2 separate regions of the Mus musculus genome follow, and region 2 is linked to region 1. The links are chromatin loops, found by intact Hi-C in ENCODE. Cell type or tissue: left cerebral cortex. All regions are shown on one strand. Each heading gives the region's core, and the rest is flanking DNA. Links, peaks and the distances in the headings are about the cores only.

Region 1 (12,592 bases), core at 3,149-11,148:
GCCATCCAGACCAGATTGTGCTCTTCAGCTCACTGCAGCTCCTCTTTTCTCTTCGATTTGTTCATACAGCTGTTTGGAGAAGAGGTTTTTATTTCAGTTCATTATTAGATACTTGAATTCAGAGATTTTCAGCCTCACACAGTCCATTCATGTTGCTGCTGCTGCTTACTCATTGCTGCTTATCGTTTAGTATGGGAAGCTGTCGCAGATGATTCTGGAAGCCAGGAAGAGGGCTGTGTACAGAAGGGGCTCTCTCTGGCTGCAGGCAGCTCTTGGCTACCTTCTTCAAACGTGTTGCTTTATGTATAGATGTATATGTTCATTTATCTCGTTGTCTCCCACTTGGCCTTGGCATTAGCTCAGTTTGCTTTCTAATGGTGCTGAGGGTCAGATCAAGATCCTTGTACATGCTAGGCAGGCACTGTCCTAGGCAGTTTCTGCTGCCCTTAGATTGAGCACAAGTCTATCTTCATCTTGATTGGGCTAGAATTCAACAAAAGACTACTACAAACTGATTGGCTTAGAAACACAAACTTACTTCCCACCATTCTAAAGGCTGTGGGGTCATGAAAGTCATGGTGTCTGTCAAGGTCCTGGATCCTGGGTCATAGGTGTGCCTTCCTGGCCTGCATTTTGACTCACAGAGGATATCTCAGTGTCCTCACATGAAAGAAGCAGCAGATGAGTGAGCTCCTTTGTCTCTTCTCTTCATTCATTCCTAAGAGCTTTGCTTGATGTCTTCATTCCCTTCCTAAGGGCTACCTCTGAACACTCTCACCACAAGAATGGACATTTTAACATACATGCAAACTTGCAAAGACACAGAGCATTGAGACCCTAGAGAATTGAATTTTGGTTCTAGATACTTGAGTGATATAATAAATAATAAGACATAAGGCAATCTCTGCAACCAAGAGAAGGCAATGGGCACATCCTCTTAAATATAGCTGTTTATTATTATTATCATTATTATTTGAGATGTGGTCTCACTGTGTAGCCTACATTGGATTGGTGCTTATTATATAGGCCAAGCTGGCCGCACACTGAGTAGAGTAGTTCTGCTTCCTCAGCCTCCTAGCTGCTGGGTTTATAGGTGCGAGCAACCATATCCAGCTCACCATCTCATTTTTATAAAAGTTCAGATTTCCAATTTAGGATTGGGGTTCACTTACCTGTTTAACATATATCTACTGAATAGTAACTTAAGGGCCATGTTACTAGTTGCTTTGGATGCAGTGGCTTGGGAAACAGGACTCCTGACTTACAGAGCACACAGCTATTTTGAGAAGCAAAGACTTAGATGTGATATTTTACATTGGTGATAGTATAGCATTCTATACTATCAGACTGTGGGCTTTAAAGTTTGTAACTTGGCCACCCATCCTCTAGCTTTATTACCTTGGGCAAATTTGTTAGATTTTCTGAGACCCACCTGTAAATTTTCATCGATAAAACTGATAGATAATTTTAAAGTTATTGTAAAAAAGAAAGAGTGTTGCTTATTTAGCAATGTGCAGAAAATACCTAATGTTAGCCAGGTTGCACAACTGCAATCCCAGAGGTGGGAGGATCATGAGTTCAAGACCAACCTGAGATATGTACTGAGACTCTGACTCAAAATCAAATCTGTACACCTCTAAACAAACAGAAAACACCACCCCTGCCTCCACCGGGCCATGACCACTTTTAGTACCTGGAACAGTGAGCACATTACATTTCGGGACAGTGGCAACACTGGGGGGGATAGTAGGTGTCCTGAGTCTTCTGTAATGCTTCAGCACTCAGGAATTTCCCAGTTCTAAGTTGGGACAGCTGACTGGTGGCTTAAACAGATAAGAATTTATGCATCATCAGAGAAACCAGGGTAGGCCTGGTGAATGTTGGTTATTCAATATTCATTGATAATGTGCTTGGCAGTTACTATTCAAAGCACAGAGGATTCATCTGTGAGTAAAAGCACAACTCTGCCTCTTTCATGAAATTTATGATCTAGTTAGAGAGATTAAAAAAAAACATAAAAATATTGCTGTGAGCCGGGCGGTGGTGGCCCACGCCTTTAATCCCAGCATTTGGGAGGCAGAGACAGGCCGATTTCTGAGTTCGAGGCCAGCCTGGTCTACAAAGTGAGTTCCAGGACATCCAGGGCTATACAGAGAAACTGTCTCGAAAAAACAAAACAAAGAAACAAACAAAAATGTATTGCTGTGTTAGAAGGTGTACTTGTAGAAAGCTTTGTACAGGAGGACCTATTTAAGTTAGACTGTGACCAAATAGCATGGTTTTAGAGTGTGGGTTAGGTGGCACAAGACTAACAAAGAAAGTTATAAAAAAAGAATGGCGTTACCATCTCAAACGACTTTTAATGAGTTGTTAAGCAGTCACGAGCCACATATCTACAATTCTTGATAAAATTTGATTATTAAAAATTTTGTTTCTTTACGACAACAGATATTGTAATAAATATTGATAGTAATGTATAGTATGCAGTTCTAAATGTATAAAGATGATAAAAAAATCACACTGTCCTGTGGCGGTGACCATAGGACTACTGTAGAGCAGAACAGGGTGAGAGGGGATGGGGGTGGCCTCATGGGCCACTGCAGATCAGAATACTCAAGATGAGAGTGGACAGTGACTACAGGACTCACGGGACGGCAGAACACTCAGGGTGAGAGTGGACAGTCATTATAGAACTTGTGCAGAACACTAAAGGTGAGCGTAGACGGTGGTCACAGAGACCATTATACATACTATATATTATAGGTAGTCTATACTGTTTCTAAAGCTGTGTACAACAAATAGCTGACTGCAGAAGAGAGCATTTCCCCTTGAGCTGGAGTTACAGGTAGTTGTAAGCTGCCTGATGTAGGTATTGGGAACTGAACTCAGGTCCTGAAAAAGAGTAGCAAGTGTTGTGTACTGCTGTGTTCTCTCTCTCTAGTTCCCTGGACAGCTTTCTTGAGGTCCTCCCCCCCCACCCCCCGTTCGGTGATTGACAGGCCCATGGAAGGGGCAGTGGTATATCTTTGTCCTTTATCAGAGAGCTTTATGCCAGGTAGTAATCTTGTAAGGTTTGGATAGTTGCCAATTAATGATCTTCCAAGCAGCTCAGCATGTCACATCTCCTCCCAGGCCACAGAAAGGACTCAGGTCCCATTTCATCCTTTTGGTCATTCATAAAGAGTCCTGACATTCTAGGTCTGAGTTTGGCAAGTTGTGGACTATGAGAGAGAACTACACTTCATGGTCCTCTAATTCTGCTGATACTTTTTGCCCAACACTATCACTGTTCTCCTCTTATAGACTTAGGTTAGGGAAGTAACTTAGACCAGAGTTATTTGTCTGTAAGGACAAGAAAGAGAGACAGCTGGTGAAATGGTATTTCAGTCTGGAACAAAACCCTGGAATCTTTCTTGCTAGAAACTATGAACTTCTGACTTTGGTCCACAAAGTAACTATGTGAGTGGCAGTATGTAATCATTAAGATTCAGTGGGAGACTCTGGTTCTGGGGGTCTTCCTGTCTTTGCCTCCCTAGCACTAAGATTACAATAGCACACCCAGCTGAGGTGAAAACTCGGAACTTTTGACCACCATTTTACCAAATGAGCTGTCATCCCAGCTCCAGCACATTTTATGATGTAATTAATGATTAGTGTAAAGAACCAGACTAGCAAGTTAGAGAACTTGTGTGTGTCTATTTTGAATGAGAACACATTATTTAGTCTCTCCTATTAGGAAGTTAATTAGGGATTGGAATTCTAGAAACCACATCTGATGATTGTTGTGGTCCATAAAGCTTAGAAGTTCAAGTTATTAAAAGTGGTTGGTATGGATGGAGAATAAAGAAGAATGTGTCTGTCAGTTTGAGGAATAGCAGGCACACATGGAGCTGACTCCCTGTTGTGTTCCATTTGGGAAACAGGGAGCAGTTTGGCCGGAGGGAAGCTGGTTTAGGACTAGAAAAACATAAAGTGGGATTTAGCATCATTAGATTAATGAGAAAGACATTGGAGCATTCATGTAAGTATAGTTGCTAAATCCATCTGTGCAGGTTCATAAGGCAAATTTCCTAGTATAGGAGATTCATGTTCTAGTGATGAGATTTGGTACAGTATGGCTTTTGGCAAGTTGTTTAACTTCTGAGATAGTTCATCAATAAAATTAGATATTATCACAACCCCCTTCCCTCCTTTCTTTTTTTGCTTTTCATGGTGTTGTCTGGGCAGTTCGCAATTACATCCTGTGGGCTGCTGAAACAACTTGTTAAGATGGCATTTGTAAAGTGTTTGCTACTGATTGACACATGTTAGACACTTAGGAAACTCCAGCTTATGTAAAAGGCCTATTCTAGCTGTGAGAGCAGTCCAAGTACAGACTTCACAGTATGGAGTAGTGTCGAGTGAGTGATGCAGTGACTGGTTTACTGCTAACTTATGGGACCGTGAAGCAAGATTAATAGCGATTTCCTTGAGAAAAGGAGTATTAATAGTAATTTTCCTTTTTATCTTTTCTCCTCTTTTAATATTCCTCATTTCATTTCATTTACTGCGTCTAGGTACTATGGCAAACACATGATATATATTGCTCTCTTTAATATTTTCCTAGTATAGTATGGTGGTTACTCAATAGTTGTTGAATCTTTAGCAGGATTCTGTGTGATAGACAATGTTAACTTTACAAATCAAAAAACCAACAGAATTTGGGGTTTTGAACCTGGCATTATTGTTCATGAGCTTAGTGATTTATTTTCTGAGTATGTATTAAAATAACAGAAGCCTAAGCCTTTTGCATATGGTGTCTTAATATGGTGTCCTGTGACTCAAAGGTGATAACTATTAAGACCCCTGCTCTCTGCAGCCTCCTCTGCTCTGCCCTCATGTTTTGGGTAAGGAGAGCTATGAACAATTTGGCTTTATGAAATCACATGGCTCCATGAGGATTGATAGCCTTTTAATTCTTACATAGTGTTTGCATTTTTAAAGAAGACATGCCATTAACTGGAATGAATCATTGCTTGGAAAGGACTTCAGTTAACCACGCAAAGTGACAATCAGGCAGCAATCTTGAAGCTGGCCGGCGATTCACCTCTGTTAGAGGATTCCACTTTTCAGTTCTTGTCTCTGTTCTGAACCGATGGGTGCAGTAGTGCGAGGTGCTTGGGTATTTTCTGTTTGCTTGTTTGAGTTTGGTCTGTGTTTTAAAATGGCACACTATAAATGGCTCAGTATCTTGTTGGCTCAGACAGAGGTAGTGAAAACTAGAGTGGGAGACGGATGCTTGGGGGAACTGTAAGAACTGCTTGAGAGACAAGGAAGAATATATTGCTTTAGGACTGTAGTAAAGTGGATATCTATATTCTATAGTTAGGAAAGAAATGGATATGACCCCAAACTGGAGTTATGGAAAATGTCCATGTGTCTTGGTTTAGTCCTAAATTTACTTTTTCCTAAAAATAATAATTTTTAACTAAATTATGACTAGGGATAAAAAGTTCCTACTGCCTGTTCTTATTTTATATCACTTTCACTATTCTCTTTTTAATAAAAATGCAGGAAGTTACTGGTGTTTTATGAACTTGCACCCTGCATGCTTCTCTTCTTTGTTCTTTGTTAAATACGAGCTGGCATATGTTAGACTACGTTAGCATTTGCTCTGAGGGACTTCAGTGCTTTCTAAATTCAGCTCTGCTCAGCCTGTAGACTGTTTGCCTGAATCAATGGAGACTGCTATTTTTAGCAACAAAAGGGAATTGAAATAGCAATTTTCTTCCCATGCAATAGATCCCCAGGAGGAATACTGATGCAAGCAAGCCTTCTGTCATTTTCTATCCCTCCCACCACCCCAAGCACTTGGGAAAGGCAGCTGTCATGGTTTGTGGCAGTATTAATCTTTAATCAGTCGAGTGTTTTCTTCATTTAGGTGTTGCAGGGGAGTGGGGAGTCACAAAAGGAAGCTGCTTGGAAATAAGTAAGCTCTTAGGCATGGGCTCTGCAGTCAGAGTTTAGTGGGCAGAGACAGGGAAAAGATGGAGAGCTAAAAATAGCACGCTTGCTTCCAGTGTTTCTCTAGTCTATTTTTGATGTTTGATTTTGATAAGGTTGATTGGGCTCTTACTAAAAATATCTGTTCCTAGCAAGTTGAGGACAAAAAGAGTAGAATATTTTTAACCTATACAAGCTAAAGTACTTTTTGTTGACTGTATAAAATCTGGAAGAAGAACTGGTCAGTTGCCAGTATTTTATGTAATCTGTAACAAGCGAAACACTTCTGGATGCCAAGTTGGGATATTCTCTATAGTTGTCAGTTCTCATCTTCTCAGACGCTTGCAAATGTGGGTCTTGCTGTTATATTTATCTGTGCAGACATGAGCCTTTTAAAAGTCCCCTTTCCCCATCTCCTCTTCTTTCTCACCTCGGTCTACTCATGGCCATCCTTTGTATTTCCCCAACACACAAGGGAGCTTTTTTGTGTATCACGTGGAAAGTTGTCTAAATGTATCCCCTTATTCCATAGCAAAATGGGATCCGAGGATACCCACTGTTAACCCAAGAAGCAAATCTTAGGGATGAGAATAGTGAACTTGGAATCCTTTACTAATCTAAAATGGGTACTTTTCCTTTCTAATTCTGTTTGGGATGGGTCACTGCAGACCAGCTCCTTTCAAGGAAATCCATAGACTCCTTTGAAAGTATATATCTAACAAGTTCATTATAAACAAGTTAAGCGTCTTGAAATTACATTTTTTAAAAAAATCTCATTTTAGATGGTAGATTCTTGTGTGATGTTGAGAGGAGGTGCAGTGTGTTATTTCCAAATAAGGAGTGAATGAAACAGTGAGTCTTGTTGCAAGAAGCCAGCTTTCCATTCAGAATCTTTTTCATTCATTCATTCATGTATCCTTCTATTCTTCAGCAAAGCCTCAAGAATCATCTTGTTAAGATAATTTTATGTCTGTGTTTTGCTTGCATGTATGTGTGTATTATATACATATATATATATACACACACATATATATACATACACATGTATGTGTATATGTGTGTGTATATATATGTATATATGTGTATGCCTGTCCATTGAGGTCAGAAAAGGGAATTGGGTTCCCTGGAACTGGAATTGTACATGGTTTATAAATCATCATGTTGGTTCTGGGACCAAACTCAGATTGTCTGTAAGAGTCACAAGTGCTCTTAACCATTGAGCTGTCTTTCCAGCCTAAATTATCTTTTGCTTTTCTTTTTTAAACCAGTGACTGTCCTATCAGTTAAATTCTGGAGACCCAGACAGACCCAGTCCTGTGGAACCCTAAGTTACTAATGTCATAAGGAGAATTATAGAGAATTGTGAGATCTTGATAGTCTGGTTGTTAAGGAAGGGGCAAGGATGTTCAAGTGAAAACCTCCAAGATGGAAGCAGAACTCTTGCTGTGAATGGCTCAGTCCATTTGATCTGCCAGAGTAGCTGCAGAAATTTAGAAAGCCAGAAACCTAAGTCCTCATGGTGCTTCATGCTGGAAAGTCCAAGATCAAGGTGCCAACAAGCTTGCTTGTACTATGAAAGTGTTCTCCAGTCCAATGACTTGCTGTACCTCAGGAATACAGTTCTTTGCATGGCAAGGGCACAGGGCAGAGAGGCTTAATTATGGCTGCAGGCTTCTGTGAAGCCCTGATGAATTCCATGCAAAAAGGTATTGTCCTCATGACATAAACACTTCTTAAAGGCCCCATGTTGGCCTACTATCATATTGGACATTCAATTTCAACACCTCAATTTTACAAAGATCAAATTTAAACCATAGCATAATATAGATTGAGAATAAAGAGGATCGTGTTTGTGAAGAGAGTGTTACCTTGCAGGAAGTGGACACATTCCAGCATGATTGGTGTGAGGTTAAGGGAAACATGTCAAGGACTTTGTAAAGGATAAGGGTAAGGGGAGTTCACTCATTCATTCATTCATTCATTCATTCACTCATTCATCCTTAAAACGTTACTAATCATCTCCTTTTGAAGTCGCTGGCTTGCCAGTTTGACTGTGGGGACAGACAGACATGACTGACAGGTTTTAGGCAGGAAAGTGACATTTGGATTTGTACTGTGGAATGATCACTTGAGCCCAGGAGAGTGACTAAGGGAGGAATAAGAAAAAAACGAGATGCAGATGCACTAGAAGTTGTTTTAGGAGATCCTGGGAGAGATGAATGGTAGCTTTGCTAACTTTATATGCGTATTAGTAAAGAGCCTTGCTTTTTGGAAAGGCAATGCCTGCACATGACTGAAAAATTTAACAGTAAAAAGAATTAAAAAGAAAAACCTTTCTCTAATTCTGTAGAAGCTGCTGCCAGCCGACTCTTGATTTAAAGTGATGATTTGGTTAGCTTCCTAAATTTCACAGTGGAGTTTAACTGTCCTGACAGTGAGTATATCAAATCTTCTTAGTAAGAACCACAGTGTTATTTATATAAAAATACAACTTAAAACTCACTCATTATGAGGTTGTAGCTTTAAAGCGAAACAGGACATTGTCACCCTTCTTCAAATCATGTATTCATTTTCCCCTACATTCATCAGATGATTTTTTTCTTTGATTGACTAAGAATTACTTGTTTGTGTTGTATATTATGAAAAGTATACTATTGAGTTTATGTCCTGAAAAACTGAACCCCCCCAATTGTCTGACCATCGTATAACACTAATTATTGCAGAGCTGAGGTGCATAAAAGAGGCTCACCACTTCCAGTTTCTTTGTCTCACACACACACACACACACACACACACACACACACACACACACAATTTTTTTTTAATTAATGAAAGATAAGTAAAACCATTGATTTTCATCGTAACATAAGGAAGATGCTAAGGAACTGTAATCTTATTCTGGATGGTATACTAAGACAGAAAACAGACATTCTGTGACAAGCAAGAAAGTTTGACTAAAGTATGGAGTGTAGGTGCCATGTTGTTGGTTTATGGGTTGTGGCAAGTGTAACATAATCATGTAGGGTGTTAACAGGAGAACTGAGACTAAGCATAGAGGCTCTAAATCTTTGTACTAGTTCACTTTTTAAAAATGTGCATCTAAAGCTATCTGAAAAATAGAAAAATTTATTTTAAAAATCTTTAAAATGTTTATCAAAGTGACTCCATGTGTTTTTTCCTTGGGAAGTTACTGTCAAGTCTACTATCAGACTGAGACAGGAAAGCCTGGTCTAAAAACCTGAGCTTCAGCACAGGAGGGAGGCAGGCAGGAAAAGTTCAAGATGGTGTCCCAAGTAAGTCATTTATAGAGTGCAGGTAGAAAGGAGAGCGCAAATGCTCTGGGAAGCCATTCCTAAGAGCTGAAATGGAGTCCATTGTGTGGAGAATTGTATCAAGATGTTGTTAAAACAGGAATGTATTTATCTATAATGTATGTATAGATTCAAGGATGAGAAAGAAGGTCCTCCCATATGGCGGGAGGCCAGTTGCGGTTACATGAGACCCTGTTGTAAAGAAGCAGGCAACAGTAAAAGTGAGGGACTTCTAGGAATCTAAGAGGATTTAAAAAGCCATACAAAGGGGAAGGGACAAATTTGTATTCAGAAAAGATAGAAAGTTGACTGGGAAGTAAAATGTAATTACAGTCTAGAGTTTGGTTTTATATGGATATTTAACTATAATAATTGTGCAACAAAGACTTTGTCTGGTTTTGTTTCCAGGGAGGGGGGTGGTAGAGAAGGAGAGGGAGGGAGAAAGAGGGTGGGAGGATGAGGAGATGGAGGAAAGGCCATATGTGAGCCTACTCCTAAGTCCTTTTGTTACTCCAGGTGAGTCTTTGGCAGTTGAGGCTAATGAACTACTGTTCATGCCAGAAAGACTCTGTCATTAGAGGTTGAAGATCTGAGCCTAGTGGTAATGGCCCAACCTGCCAATCTCTAGTTTGGGGAGGAGAGTTAAAGATTGGGTTCCCTCCTGTGTATTTATAGTAAAACCTGAACTTGAATGGAAGTCCTAGTTGGGAAAGCCATGCATGCTCTGGGAGGCTGTGTCCCATTTATACTAGTCTAAGTTCTGCCATGTGGCTAGTGACCTCCCCTCAGTTTCATTCATCTGACTTCCTCAGTGTCTGTCTCAGTGGCAAATCTTTGGTATCTCACTCTTTCCCAGAGTTCCTCTTTATGTCCAGAAATCCCACCTTACTGTTTTGCCTTTCGCTATAGTGTATAGACTATTTTAACCAATCAGAAGGTGCCTTAGGCAGACAAGGAAGGACAAAGACACATCTTCAAACAGTATACAAAAACCTCACTCCAACACATAGACATACAAATACATTTTTAAAAATAAAATCTAAAATCTGAGATGAGAGGGTGTGGTTGTATAGATGGAGTAAGATTAATCTGAAGTTGATCATTGCTTCACCATAGATAGGTACATAAAGATTTGTTCCCCTTATTTTTTATTTTATTTTATTTTTTACTTTTCTAAAAAGTTTTTAAAACTCTGGAAAGATGGTGGCTGAACAGGTATCTCATAAATGTACATTTCTTTGAGTGGCACTAAGAAACAAATATCTTTTTTTCACTTACCGTAATGTCACATTTAGTATTATATATATATCACAGTTCATTTAAATACTGTTAATTATACGTTGTATGTCTATACATTAGTTTACTTATTCTTCTATAGATTAATATTTAGGCTTTACTAGCATATAGCAAAAACACAAAGCTACCACTGACATCTTTTTGGTAGATCTTACTTAGGCACTCTTCTCTTGAAGATCGCTGGCTTGTAAGACAAACATCTCTAAATATATTGACAAATAGTTTTTCCAAAATGATTGTGTCAGTCTGATACTACTGGCATGGTATGAAGCTCTTGTGAGCTTCCGTTTCCTTATATCTTCGCCAACGCTTGGTATTTCATTCTTTTCAATTTGAGTTGTTGTGTTAGATAGGTAGTTCTAAACTAGAATACTGGTGTTGCTTATTTATGTATGTATTTATTTCGCTGGGAGTTGAGTCTGGGGCCTCATGCATGGAAAGTTCAGTGTCCTATCACTAAGCTGCACACCCAGCCCTGGATATTGCTCTTTCATATCAAATATTGTACTGGTGTTCTTGGGTGTCATTGGTGGGCTCTAGCTGGACGTGTAGTTCTCAAACTAAACTATTTTTCTTGTATCTCAGTTGTTACAGGTGGCACTGATGGAATTGGAAAAGCATATGCAGAAGAGGTAGGTGATTTTCAGAACTTGTTTTAAAAATAAGAAAAATAGAATAATCTGTTTCAATAGTTTTGATTGAAATTTTATTACATTTATTTTGTTTTATTTATTTACTTTAGACAGGGTCTCACTATGTAGCCCTGGCTAGCCTAGAACTATAGGCGGACCAGGCTGGCTTTAAACTCAACAGAGATCCTTTGCCTCCTATGTATATATATGTTTTTAAAGACTTTGAGAGAGAGAGAGAGAGAGAGAGAGAGAGAGAGAGAGAGTATGTGTGTGTGTGTGCGTGTGCGTGTGCGTGTGTGTGTGTGTTTGCACCACACAGGAGACCAGAAGAGGGTATTGAATCCCTTGGAGCTGGAGTTACAGGGAGTTGTGAGTAGCCTGACTTGGTTGCTGGGAACTGGATTTGGGTCCTCTGCAAGAACAGAGGCTCTTAACTGCTAAGCCATCTCTCTAGTCCACATTTATTTATTTGTGTATGTGTGTTTGTAGATGCATGCATACCATAACATGCATGTGAAGATCAGAGGACAGCTTGTGGGGAGAGTCAATTCTCTCATTACAACATGTGGGTCCTGGGGATCAAATTCAAGTCTTGCTAGCGAAAGTCCCTTTACTCACTGAGCCGTCCTGCTGACCTCAGTCCCTGTGCTAGGGAGGAAGGAGCCTTACTAGTGGCATATACTCTTTCAGCTCCTTACAAAAGTGGCACTTTGAGAAATGCAAGTCAGTTGTTTTGCAGACAAAATTGAATTTGTCTCAAGATTAGATTCAGCGTAAACATTTTTAACAGAAATGGTAATAAAAGTGATATTAATCCTCTTGACCTCATCCTATCAAGAGGCAGTAGTCACCATGTGCTCCATTACTGATGATGTAAAGGCAAACAATTTATTAATATGTTGTTTAACAAAACTCTTCATTATAAAAGTAATAGGGGTATATGACATATTTGGGGGACTATATATACCCTATTTTCTAGCTAATTTTTAGTCTAATTTTTTTTATACCCATTGACGATTTTGCCTGAATTACTGTACCATAATTTAAGTAGTGTTTTTCTAATTTATCTCTTCCTCTGTAGCCTAAGCTAGACTATATCTAACACATTATGTATGTAGCTCAGGCTCACCTCAAGCTCATGGCAGTCTTCCCTCTAGAATTATAGTCTTGAACTACCATGCTTGGTTGGTGTTTTCTATAAATAAGAGCTTTTCCTGGCCTTCCTCCTTTGTTAATGTGTTTCTCTTTTTTTCTTAAAGTATCAATATAGGCTAATGGATTCTTTAGTGTTTTTATAGCAGATTAATTTAGCAAATTACCAGGCCTTGTTATTTTTATAAAAAATGATCTTCCACAGCCTCATTTGCAATA
Region 2 (12,592 bases), core at 1,660-9,659, 67 kb after region 1:
TGGGGTTTCCACCTATGAGCTTTGTGGGGCACAAGCATTCAGATCATCTCCCATTCTCGGTATTCTCTGAAATCCACATAGAACCTTGAGAGATGGCTCTCTTTTTTAGATGAGTGCTGTCAAAACAATATTGCTTGATCTGCCTGCTACCCTCAAAGCACTTATTGCATACTTTTAAAAAGCCAAGTTTTCTCCTTCTGTATCACTGTGCCTTCATTGTAGGTGGTTAGCAAAAGTGCTTAATGCTGTGCCATGCCCACGGTGTGAATGTTTGGATGAATAGTCAACAGGTAGAAAGTACCAAAGCATTCATTTTCTCTTTCTTGCATGGATATGCCTCTGGCAGGTGACACGGTACCAGCAGGGGGAGCCTTGTGTTAGCTTGGAAATCTACGGGGAGAGTTTTGTTCCTCAGTTTAATTGTATTTAATTTAGGAACTTGCTAGAAAGGTATCCTCATATTCTGCTTCCACAATTTAAGTTAACTTCAGGAAACTAAGAAATCCCAAGTAGGATGTGTCCTTCAACACCGATTTGCCCATCTACTGCTTTTCTGGGTGAGAATATTCGAAGTTAATATTTAGTCAGTTCATTTTGAAACTAGGACTACCAGTACATGTTGTCGCCTGCTACTAAAGCTTTTCAAGTATGCAGTACATTCAGCCCTTAGGGATGGCAATAGCAGGCTGCCTCAGACCCAGCAGAGGCAAACTATTTCCAAACACGGGCCAGCACTTCTTCCACGCCTTCTTCTGAAAATAAAGACACCCTTGTTGATTGGGTTTGGGGTTCTTTTTAGCTCATAGTGAACCTAGTTTATAGGAAAATGTCTTTCATATGTGTGAAAACATGACAGGGACTTGATCTTTAGGAATTGTTTTCTCTTTTCAACATCTGTCACTTTTAAGGAATTGTCACTTTGTTTTAGGGGGAAAAGATAATAGGAGCACTTGAAATACTCAAACATTGTACCATGGAAACACCGGATGATACTCTGTTCATTCCTCTTAATAATCTTTGCTTGGAATGTATAAATCAGGGGCTTAGGTTTGGCATCGTTAATTTCTGTGTTCTAGAAAGTTTTTTCTTTTCATTATATTATTTTAATATGGATCAAAGTAGAATGTATTGGACAAGGAAAAGCTTTATTTGTGGCCTGGGGCAACATTCCAATCTAAAAGAACTCTTGAACTTCCTCAATGACCTAAGCACCATGAAAAGGCAAAGTCAAATAACATTGTAAGATCTCAGAGCTCTCAAAACTATGTCTAATTAAGTTTTCCACCCTTGTGCAATAAATACTGTTAGCTATACAGGTGAGATTCTAAGAACTTCTAATTAAGCTATGTTCTCACTTCCTCACCTCCTTGCAGCTCAAATTATACTGTTTGCCAAAGGAAGTGTGTGCTGTGTCATTCTGGTGTGGCTTCCAGTAGTTTCTCAAAAGATGGGGGAGAGGCCATTGTAGAACATTATTGTTACTTTTCACATCTATACTATGATTGATTTTAAGATGTCTTTATTTCAGTTGAACACTTGTTTCAGATTTTCATGTTTCAGATTTTGTAAGAAACTGGTTCCTTCTAAACTATATTGGCTCCACTTCTCAGTTGCCTAAATCTAGACTTGATTGATTTCAGTATGTTTCTTTGAGGTCTGAATTAGGGCAAAGGTGAACCTATTGGCCATAAGAGATATTCTGACATTGCTCATGAAAAACCTGGTTTCTGGAAGCTGAGCCTAGATTCTGGGGTGGCTTGTTCTGTTTACTTCGCTAGTCACAAATAGTAGTGACACAGATCTTATTGAATCAAGTATCTTAAGTTTGACTGATTCATCATTTTCTTGAGATAAGTCCTTGTTATATAGTTTGGGCTGGCATGGAACCTGGTGTGGACCATCGAACTCATAATCCTCCTAACTCCTAACTGAGTACTGTGACTAAAGGAATGCAGAGCCTTGTCTGGCTCTTTTCACTAGAGCCTTAGAGCATTATAGCAGTGTTGGAACAGATGACCAAGTACCAGAAGTTATGTGATAAAGTAATGTGTGTTATATCAATTTTCATACCAAAGAGTAGAAACACCTAGATAGGTACCTGGGTTCCTTCTGTCAGCAGTGACTGCCACTGCAGAAGTAGAGATACCCAGAGTAGGCTTTGACAGTTTTGTTTCTGTTTCTGGTTTTGTTTTTTTGTTTTTGTTTTTTAAAGAAATAAGTTTGTAAGGGCTTTACTAATTATAAAAGCATTGCAAGATTGTTGCCAAAGATATTTGAAAACTATATGAGCACTAAGAAGAAAATAAATTCTGTGTAATCCTGGCAACAGATGGCTACATTTTAATACATTTTCAAGTATTTTCTAGGCCAGGAAGTCTATTTTTAATGATTTAATAATACTGATTGTGATTTTGTATGAGGTAAATGAACTTCATATTTTTTCTAACTAGAATATACATATCTGTACCAGTAAATCTACCTGAAAATGGGTATGTGGTTTCCTCCAAGGAATTCTGATTTCAGCTGTTATGAAGCCATTCATGTGTCTGTGTACATTTATGTACTGTAGGCCAGCTTGCCTATGAAGTGTTACTAGAGCTACATGTGAGATAACAATGTAGATTAACTTTTTAGACTTTAAAGTGTCTTCGTTTTTGTGGTGTGGATTAATGAAAACATTACTAAAAAAAAAAAAAACTTGTTTTTTGCTGCAAACTTTGAAAGTCTCATTATGATAAAAGTTCTGTTGTGGTGTCTTTGACCTACCTGGGGGAAAACTGTCTTAGTTACTTTTCTGTTGCTACGATAAGACACCATGACTAAGATAGTATTAGGGCCTATGGTTCCAGAGGATTAAGAATCCATTATGGTGGGAAAGTGTGGCTTATAGCTGCAGGCCTAGGACTGGAGCAGTGAACTCTTAGCCTAAGAGTTCACATCTTGTACCACACCCAGAGCAAACTGGAAATGACGGGAGTATTTAAGCCCTCAAAGCTGCTTACAGTGTCATACTTCCTCCAACAAGGCCATCCCTCCTAAACCTCAAACAGCAGCACCACCTGGGAAGCAGGTATTCAGTGCAGGAGCCTATGGGGGACATTCTCCTTCAAGCCACCACAAAAAGGAGTGAAAGTTGCTTACTACGCACTTGTGGAGGCTGTCTGTCTCAGGGGAGAGGAAACAAGTGTAGAGCTCATGTTTATTACTACTACCTACCTAATATTCTCAACCACCAACCTCACAAGTTGTAATAATATCATTTTAGGAAATATGTAAAGAGAAACAACAAACTTCCTGGCATAGTAATTATCACCTGCACATGGCCTAAAATTAGCATATGAATTAGCTCCAGAAACACCATGTGAGCTGTGAGATGCAGTGCAGATGCACAGTGAAAGTTCATGGCAGTACTTGGTATCTGAGTATTAATACCCAGATATCAAGAGCCTAATCAATAAATACACAGTGAAATGGGACTTAACAACTTAGTTTAAATGTCCCATGTAAGTATGATGCTAAAGAGAATTTAATGTCAGCACAGGGAAGTCTGTCTACTTATATGTTGAATATTTTAAAATGATGTGTAACACATGCCCAAATACAGATGGCCTGGAGTTGGATTTAAGACTTAGAATTTGATTATCAGGAAAGGTATTAATGAAAACCTTAGTTGTTTGTATAAAAACATGAAGAGTTCAACTTAACTTCCTGTGGCTTTTCAGTGTTGTTCCTGGCTGACTTTTTAATTCTTTTAAATGAACTTCCACTTCCTTGCATCCAGAAGTAAATATGAGAATAGTGAGCCTTCAGAAGAACCATCAATCACTTTTACCTGTAAAGGTTGTATCTTTGCTGGTGTGCTGTCTGGTCATTAGGTAGTCAGTATGTACTTTTGGCTCTTTAACAATGAGCTACCCAAAGCACTGTTATTCTTTTGCCTTGAGTTTCTCAAACCTTTCATTTTAATTTATATTTAGAAAGAATATATTTGGTTATGTCAGTACATATTAATTAATCAAAAAGGCATTTAAGTCTTAACATGTTCCTGATATAATTTTTAAATATAATTAAGTATCATGTGAAGTTTCATGATGTCTAAACATTTTCTGGATAATTTTTCACCCAGAGCAGAAACATGGTGTGGCATAATGGAAAATATAAGCTTCTGGTTTATATTTCCCCAGTATTTCAGCCAAAAGTTAAATTGTGGTTATACTTGCTTGAATTCTCCAGGTCAAATTGGTACCTACAAATCTCGTTCATTCTCCTCTTTGTGTAGGAAAGCTACTACAAGCGCTAACCAGCTGCTCTTCTGAGCTCCACTTAGCTACTCTTCGTTAACAGGTCTTACTTCCTTAATACAGATGGATACACATGTAAGGGCACACACATGCATGCATGTATGCACACACGAGAAAGCACACTTTTAAAGTTCATCTTCATTTTCCTCACTTCTGTTTCTGGTGAACTCGGGGCTTTGGGAAACTGAGTAATAATAACTTCTATGAAAATGTTTGGAGACAATTTCCTAATATTTTAGCTAAGCATTACGGTCCCCTAGTGAAATGTGCAAATAGAGCCCCTTTCAGATACAGTTGCTTGCTGGTTACCTTGGTTAGTCAGAGTGTAATGCTCATAAATACAGACCATTTTCAGATACTCTTAAGGTTGCATTCGTCCTTTGCAGTGAAATACTCCACAGTATGCCTGTGTGAATGACTTGTGTGAATGTCTGACCCTGATGTCTTCTACAGATGCAGGTTACATGATGCATCTAACCAGTTGTACATATTTTTCTTACATCTCTTTATTTTTTTAATACATCAAACAAAGAAGTCTAGTAATTCAATAGAAAATATTTATTCCTTCATGGTTTGCTTTTTTGCATTTGTTCCTTCTGGCATTTATTTACTGTCAAGTGATCTCCTGTTTATGCTTTTATAACTTAACCAAAACAGTCTGTGAAGCTCTGCCTGGCTTCTAGCTCTAAGTGCTCCTTTCCCTAAGCACTAGTGCCCCCTGTCTGCTCATAGAAGCATCTCATTATGGGTCCTGAGTTCTTCCCTCCCAACCTAGTGGCTGCAGATAAAACAGAAGGATAGCTCCTTACTCAAAGCTGTTGCTTCCAGTTCTCAGTTGATATGCAGAAATTATTTTTATGCCTTTTTACCTCCTGAGTTTTGTAAACTATGATTTCAGTTCCTTGAACTAGCCACATATTATATAGAGAGGTCTCTTAAAGCATTATGAATTTGTAAAACTCTCCTGCTTTGAGTGTTCAGGTTTTGTTTCTTTGCTTGTTTGGGGGTAAATATAAAGAGTTTTAATCATCATTACAGCCTAATCTTAAGAGCTTTTACAGTACCCCAAGAAGATCACAAATGAAACATTTTAAAATAATGAAAGAATTATCCAAAAACTTATGTATGGTTAGTTAAAATGGATGACCTCAAAATTTATTGCTGTTCTTGGCTCAAAATTGTGGGACATACCCTGCTTAAGGGAAGCATTGAAGACTCGGTTGTGCTACATCCTAAAAGGATAGTGGGAACACGAGTGTCCCTTCAGAAGTCTCTGATGTCCCATGTGTGGGATGACACACACACACACACACACACACACACACACACACACACACACCTACCTACCTTCATTCCAAGTTAAGAAAGTAATAACATATAATGTAGATCTTCATTTAACATACTGACTTCAGAAAAAAAGAACCTAGCTCAGAGTCCCACTGCCATAGGAAGGCCTGAAACTAGAACTGTGGTGAGTGCGTCCCACAGTGGCCTTACATCACTGGGTATGAATTAAACAGCTGCTGTTTGCCTCTGGAAAGACAAAGCTTGGGAAATAAATTAGCAAAGTTGAAATTAGTATTAACTTGAAGAGGAGAGAGAGGTAACTGTTGGAAAGATAGACTGTGACATTACCTTTACTTTGACTTGGTTTCATCACATTGAATTTGAAGCCCAGAACTGTAAAATATTTAACCTATTGCTTGTGGAATTCTCTTTTTGGGGAGAAGAGTGAACATGGGTCAGTCTTTATCAGCATAAATGGTTAATCTTACTAGTTAGAATTTTTGGTTAAAAGGTTGGGCAGTGGCCTATACCTGCTTAATATGGGCAAAAACCCTCAAGGTTCATGCCCAACACTGCAAAACAAACAAAAAGAATATTGATTATATCCTATAACAGAGATACAATCACAAGTTAAAGTCAAAATGGGTCAGTTAGTCAGGGTGCTGAGGGGAGCAGGGCTGAGGGTACTACACAGTGACTCCTTTATCAGTAAGTATCCTCCCCTTATCCCTCCTGCCACCCTACAGTATATCACGTTCCCCTTGGGGTCAAACAAAGGCTCCTTCTCTCTACTACATTCTGCCTACAAAGAAGAGGGAAAACATAAGCTGTTTTCCTCTTCTCGAGTCCACAACCAAGACATTGTATGTCCTACTTCTTATAAACTAGATAGTTGTAGGCCATGTGCAGTTGTCAGAGAAATTGTAATACATTTTTTTTTTATGGGAGGTACCAAGAATGGGAAAAAGGTTGTGTGCTCTAGACCTTCATCTGCAAGGAAAGAGCAAATGCTGGAGGACAGCTGGCTGCCTGCTTCGTCACCCTATGAGGATGAGTTATGTAAAAATACAGATGTGTGTAAAGAGGAGGGATGCGATGCGGGAAGCTTCACCCTATGCTTGCTCTTACAGTTTCTCCTTTTTATCTGGGCCAGAAGATTTGGTCGAATCTTTACTTCTACTGAAGTACTTCCCCGAAACTCTGAGGATATTCTTTTACTTTGAAATTGGAGATGTGTCAGCCCACACTGTTTTACTGATACGGTGACAACTTACACTGACAAGTGCATGCACCACCTTGGACTCAGACATCCACATCGCACACTTTGCTGCAGAAAGTCTTCATGATCTTTTGCTTCTGAATATTTCCATCAAAAACAATCTTTTATCAAAATGCTATCATTTTAATTGGTGGTTGATAGTATTCAAAATAAAAGGCTTAGAATGTCTATACTTAGCAAGCATTTCAACTTCTTGTGTTGTTTAGAGAGCCGAAACAAGCTGAACCAAGACTTGTTTAACTGAGGTCTTCTTGACAAAGATTGCACTTCTAACTTGTCTTGAAGAATAGTATCTCCCAAGAGTTTCGTGGCCGCCTGTGTTGACATCGTGTCTTTGGCCGGTGATTATGAAGTTGCTAAATTCCACACATCACCTTTCATGGTCGGTCACTAGAGGCCACAGATGGTTTCGGTGTGTTTTGCTCATAACTGTGGACCTCAGAAGAAATGAATGCACTTGGCATTTACTCACATCTCACCTGCTGGCATCCTCTTCCCCCGAAGCCTTCAGAAAAGATGACTTGAGTCCTTAAGATGAGATCACTTACATCAGCTTGGTAGGCAGGATGCTGTTACGGGTGATAACGTTCCGACTTTTCTGGGAAGGACTGAAGAGATGCCCACTTCCCATAGAGCCCTAGTTATTTGAAGGCGCCCATGCCAGCCTTACTTTTCAGGCAAGGCTAATCTTAGCCACGTTCACTTTGCCACAGCATTCTCTTAATGAACTCCTAACACGGTATAAGATAAGCCTCTCTCTATAGAATGGTGGCTGGCTTCGTGAGTTCCTTTTCTTTGGCATGTGTGGGTGTCTTTCACTCTTTTGTGGCTTGTGTCCTCAGCCATCACTAATGTTTTGTTTTCTCTTTTGCAGGTGACACGCTTGGTGCTGCCTGGCATGGTAGAAAGGTGAGTCACACGCTCACACACAAACACCGTGCTTGCAGAGCTCATTATTATTTATAGGGAGAATCCTTTCTTTGAGAATTTCATTAAAGTGACTAATGAGCCTAACTCTCTGTCTTAGCACCAGGCGAGTCACACAGTGGAGCATGAGTCATTGGTGGCGGAGGCCTTTTCCACTAGACTTTTTTATTTCCCTCTCTAGGGTTGTGGTGGTTCCTTTAGATCAGGATTAAAAAGCCAGCCTGAGTCACCATCACTAACTCAATTGCCTGCTATTCTGAGGGGGTGGATAGAGTTCCTGGGATATTCCTAGGAATGCCTCCTTAAAGCTATAGCTACTTAGAGCCTAATTCGGTAGAATGTCCTGAAACTATATACCTTCCTCTGGTGTTCTCATTCTTGCTGGGGGAATGGATACATGAGAGGCTAATCATGATGTGAAGTGACCAACTGTCAAACTAACTCTAGGAGGAAAGGGCCAGTTGGAATTGGGTGCAGTAGAATACCCCAAATGTCTTCATTTTATTGAGAAATTTGTGGTTGCGTTTCTACATGTGAGACAGCACTGAGTGTAAAATATAACTAAACTTCTCAGTCTCCTTCTCAGAAGAATCTAGATATTGCTTAGGCCTTCAAAGAAAACCTGCCAAAGAGAGTTGGGTTTGAATGTTGGACCAATTTGTTACTTTAATTTCAAGCTCCATCAAAGCTTTGATAGAGGAGGAATCAAATATCCACTTCTGTTAACAGACCGGGAGGAATGCAGTTTATGCTACTGACTCCACCTATATGTTCTGCTTCATTCTAGCATGTGGCTGTGAGGGAATGGGGCTCAGAAGTCCATTTTTTTGATCATGTACAATAATTGGGAAACTTTTTCAGCAAAATTAGTTGTAGTTGTATTTTACATGTATTGATTTGTATATTCTAGTTGCCTTATTTTAGTAAAGTTTCCCTTTAAAGCCTTCAAGTGGAGTATTGACTGGGGCAGGGTATGCGCCGATGATAGGACATGAAATTGGCAGTGGGCAAGCCAGTGGTCATGCCAGAACTCTAGAACCAGGACAGAGTAGAGTCCAATAAGGATGATATTTGGGTCACTGTCTTAATCTGAGTTTTGACATCTGCAAATGGTGTTATAAAGAAATCTTTGGACTTGGGGTAGGTGTTCAGTATTACATCATTTGCCTAGCAAGCCATGTATTCCATCTTCACCAATTAAACAAAACAAGGCCATCAAAATTGTAAGCCATAGAAGTATTATGAAAGAATTTTTTTTTAAGTTTGTTGGTGAAAACTATGTAAAAGGAAATGATGGCGATGAACTCATTTCCAGGAGCAAAAAGTATTGGATTCATAGAATGCTTGGCCCAGTGCACTGGGTTAGTTGAAAGTAGCCCCATCCCCCCACCCCACCCCACCCCACCCCACCCCACCCCACCCCTTTAGCTTAGTGAGATGAGATGCTGTGAAGTGCATGGTGCAGAGGTAGAGCTAGAGACCTATGGCCATCGCTAGACCCAGCAGCAGCACCCGGTCAGAGCTGACACTGGGTATGAAGGAATAGTGTGAAGGGGAATTCATGCTTATCCAGCAGAACCCAGCTTGGAGAATCCACATGAGTTCAGTCCTTGTGGTTCAAGAAATTAAGTTGGGTTGAGAAATGACCTGGTAGAAAGCCATCAGAAGCTGTGGAAAGCTAGAGTCATAGAAAAATGGGGGTTGGGCGGAGGCTTACTAAGGACTAGTTAGACATGTATGTAGAGTTTATTAATCAGTACTTTGTATTAGAACGGGCATCTATGTCCAATGGAGCTTTAGGAGTTATTAGGTATATTCGTCAAGGTGTGCTAACTACACTAATAGATTAATCCCTACCTACATGGCTTATCAGGTTAAAGATTTATTTTCCCCTTTTTTCTCCACCTTGTCCTTGAGGAATCTCAGGCTCCCTCCATCTATGGGCTCTGGCATAAATCTTTAAGGTCTTATCTTAAGAAAGAGTTTTTCACCCAGCTAACAGGTAAAGGAAGAGAATCAGAATAATGTTAGGGGAGGCTTCATGGGTCAGCTCTGGAAGGAGTGTATATCACATTCTGCTGTCCAGAACTCCACCTGTAATAAGCTGCAACTTACTGCAAAGGAGAGCAGCAGTGTTAGTTGTTTGCCAGAAGGAAGGAAAAGCTCCAGGTGAACAGATGTCCAGAAGTGGTCTCCCTTACACCTGTAAGTGGCTTCACTCTAGCCACTCTCGACACCTCCCCACGGTGACCTATTTCTGTGGTTGTTTCCATAGGATTGGTATTCTCATTGAGTAACAGCAGTGTCCTTTAGAAAGAGCCTTTGTTACTGGTTTCTTCTCCCTCCTCCCTTTCAGTGGTTCTGTCATTGATGTATGAGATTTTTCCAAACATTCTAGAACTATAGCCAACTGACTATCACTAAACAAATACCAATAATCAGACTAAGGTATTATCACCGTACATATAGAAAATGCATAATTACATTATCGGGAAACTTGCTCTCTACTTCTCTGGAATTATAAACATTGTGTACAGCTGGAGCCAGGAGGTGGTTGCCATAACAACCATGGAAAGGCTAAAAATAGCCTCTTTCATATTGTACTGCTTAAGGTGGAATTATGACATGTTATGGCGTTGTAGGGCAGGTAATTCTTTCTTGTGCTAAATGTTTGCAAACTTTATTCAACAAAGCAATATTTGTATAGTGTGAGAATTTGATTGCTGGTTCTAATTGTATGCCTGACCCTGTATTCCATGATTCCTTCTCTGACATTGAACACTGTTTTGATAGTTTCTCTGTGTTCTTAGGAGTCAATTAGAGAACTGTCTACACCAATTTCCGTTTTCCATCTAAGCCTAGAAAACTCTCTAATGACCCTGCAAGAGTGCACTTCAGTCGTCTCTCCTGTGTAGTGGGAATGTAAAGAGCTGGGATGGAGTCTGTATGTCACAGCCCTGTCTGGTTAGCACTCTGCACTGACTGACTTCTGGCTCCTCTCTCTTCTCTCCTCTGCTGCATGCAGGGTGGGGCGATGCTAAGGTTTCCTGAGTCAGGCCAGAATCAGTGACTTCTTTCAAAAGACACTATTATTCCCCCAAGGCAACAGTATTTTTATAGAGGTGAGGACAGGGATGCTACAAGAGCCCTGCAGAATAGTGAGGCATTTGCAGAGCAAAAACTTGGCAATTTTAAAAAATCCAAGTGACAATTAAAGGGAGTCTCATGGGGAGTTGTCCAAATCTAAGGGAGTCCTAGAGAGCATAGCTGTAAGGAATCTGTAAATGAAAGCTGCTGGCTTTCACAGGGCTGAACCAGCCTATGGATTGGCTTCTGGGAGGACAAATAAAGGATGTGACTGGAGGTGAAGAGGCGTGTCCTGAAGTGGAGCTCATCATTCTGCTTTGTTTCTGCAGCATTTTAGTTCTGGTAGATCCTCAGTAATCTGTCCCTCCAAGTCACCATCCCGTGATGGCTAGCAAGTAAGCAGTGAGATCAGCTACAAATACAGAAAATGTTGCTTTGTTTGTTGATCTGATGTTGTCGCAACAAACTAGGAAATGTGCTGAATTCTGAGCAACATGGGTCTTCAATAACAGAACTTCAGCAGAAATTCTTAATATGCTCCCATTGTTCTCAAGCCTCCAGAAAATGAGAGGTTAACCAGCTTGGCTTATGTTTGTCTCTGTGTGCAATTAAGCATAGCCTATTTTGCCCTTCTGCTTGATATAACAGAGTTGTCATGAGCCTGGCTGTGCCATGGAAACTGTTTGACGTCACTAATTCTGCTTAGATGGAGGATTACAGCTAGACAAAGTAGTTGATTGTAAAGATGAATCCTTTGTGGCCCCAGGTCCAAATGTTCACCCTATTTCCACTTAAGGAGATATATTATAGGGATTATTGCAGGGCATGCTAGTGTTCAATTTGGGATACAGACAAAATAGAGTATTTTTTCCTTAGAGAAGATAGGTCTGAATGCTATTACAGGAGGGGTCATGGAAAGGTCTTTGATAGACACATATGTGTGTTCTCAACAGTGGGACAGATTGGTAGGTGGGGCGTTTTATCTGTTGCCAGTTAGATACGGTTAAAAGTGTTCTCATTTTACATAGCACTTTGACAGTCTTAAATTTTATGTTTTGGTGTATTTTGAAATATAAGTACTTTGTTTTTTATAAAGTACTTAAAATTGTTGACTTAGCTCTATCTACTAGTAATTTCTTCTGTCTTCTTCTTTTGGATTCTTATTTATTTTTAATTTACATGTAAGGATATGCTTCCTGTATGTAAGCCTGTACACCCCATGTACCCTGAAAAGGCATCGATTCTTTAGGACTGGAGTTACAGATAGCTGTGAGCTGCCATGTGGTCTCTGTCAGAACAACCAGTATGCAATTTCTCTGGCTTCTAGAAATTTTCAGTCAAGAGTAGAATATTTGAGAAATAAAGATCTTTGTTACCTCAGAAGTAAATAAATAAAAGAACGACTGCATCATTGTGACATATTGGATTGTTGACATTATTCTGTAAAATGAGAAAAGAGCTTTTATTATCTCTAAGTGACTTTTCCTCTGTTGAAGTCATAGCACTAAACTTTAGCCTTTACCTTCAATTTTATATTTCATTTGTGAATAGCAGAAAGAAAACTGTGACTTTTGTTCAAGGGCATATGCAGCCACTCCACTTAGTAGGATTGTAGTGGAACAGAGTCTGGCTCTAAGCAGTGGTGGCAGGCTGCAGCTTCAGACACAGCATCGCCTGCATCTACCTTAGACAGGCTCTCTCTGTTCTTACA

Evidence for each region. A loop is a pair of places that touch in the nucleus more often than their neighbours do. Peaks named below come from ENCODE experiments on the same cell type or tissue, not always from the same donor. Only the 100,000 strongest peaks of a DNase experiment are listed, where the experiment ranks them.
Region 2: it touches region 1 in a loop (2.1-fold over the local background); 3 of 42 quality-filtered maps call a loop at or near these places.

Annotation. Positions count from the first base shown.
Region 1 is chr2:94,116,059-94,128,650 of GRCm38, reverse strand. Hsd17b12 (hydroxysteroid (17-beta) dehydrogenase 12) reads left to right here. Exons shown (of 11, transcript NM_019657.4): 2 at 11,175-11,221. Among named protein-coding and RNA genes, the nearest start is that of Hsd17b12, 36 kb to the left of the region's middle. In left cerebral cortex, for the core only: no CTCF peak of the experiment used is centred there; DNase peaks (open chromatin) are centred at 5,177, 5,778, 6,023 and 6,254; H3K27ac peaks cover 1,389 bases.
Region 2 is chr2:94,047,438-94,060,029 of GRCm38, reverse strand. It overlaps Hsd17b12 (hydroxysteroid (17-beta) dehydrogenase 12), which reads left to right. Exons shown (of 11, transcript NM_019657.4): 7 at 7,742-7,776. Among named protein-coding and RNA genes, the nearest start is that of Alkbh3, 43 kb to the right of the region's middle. In left cerebral cortex, for the core only: a CTCF peak has its summit at 5,028; DNase peaks (open chromatin) are centred at 5,021 and 7,949.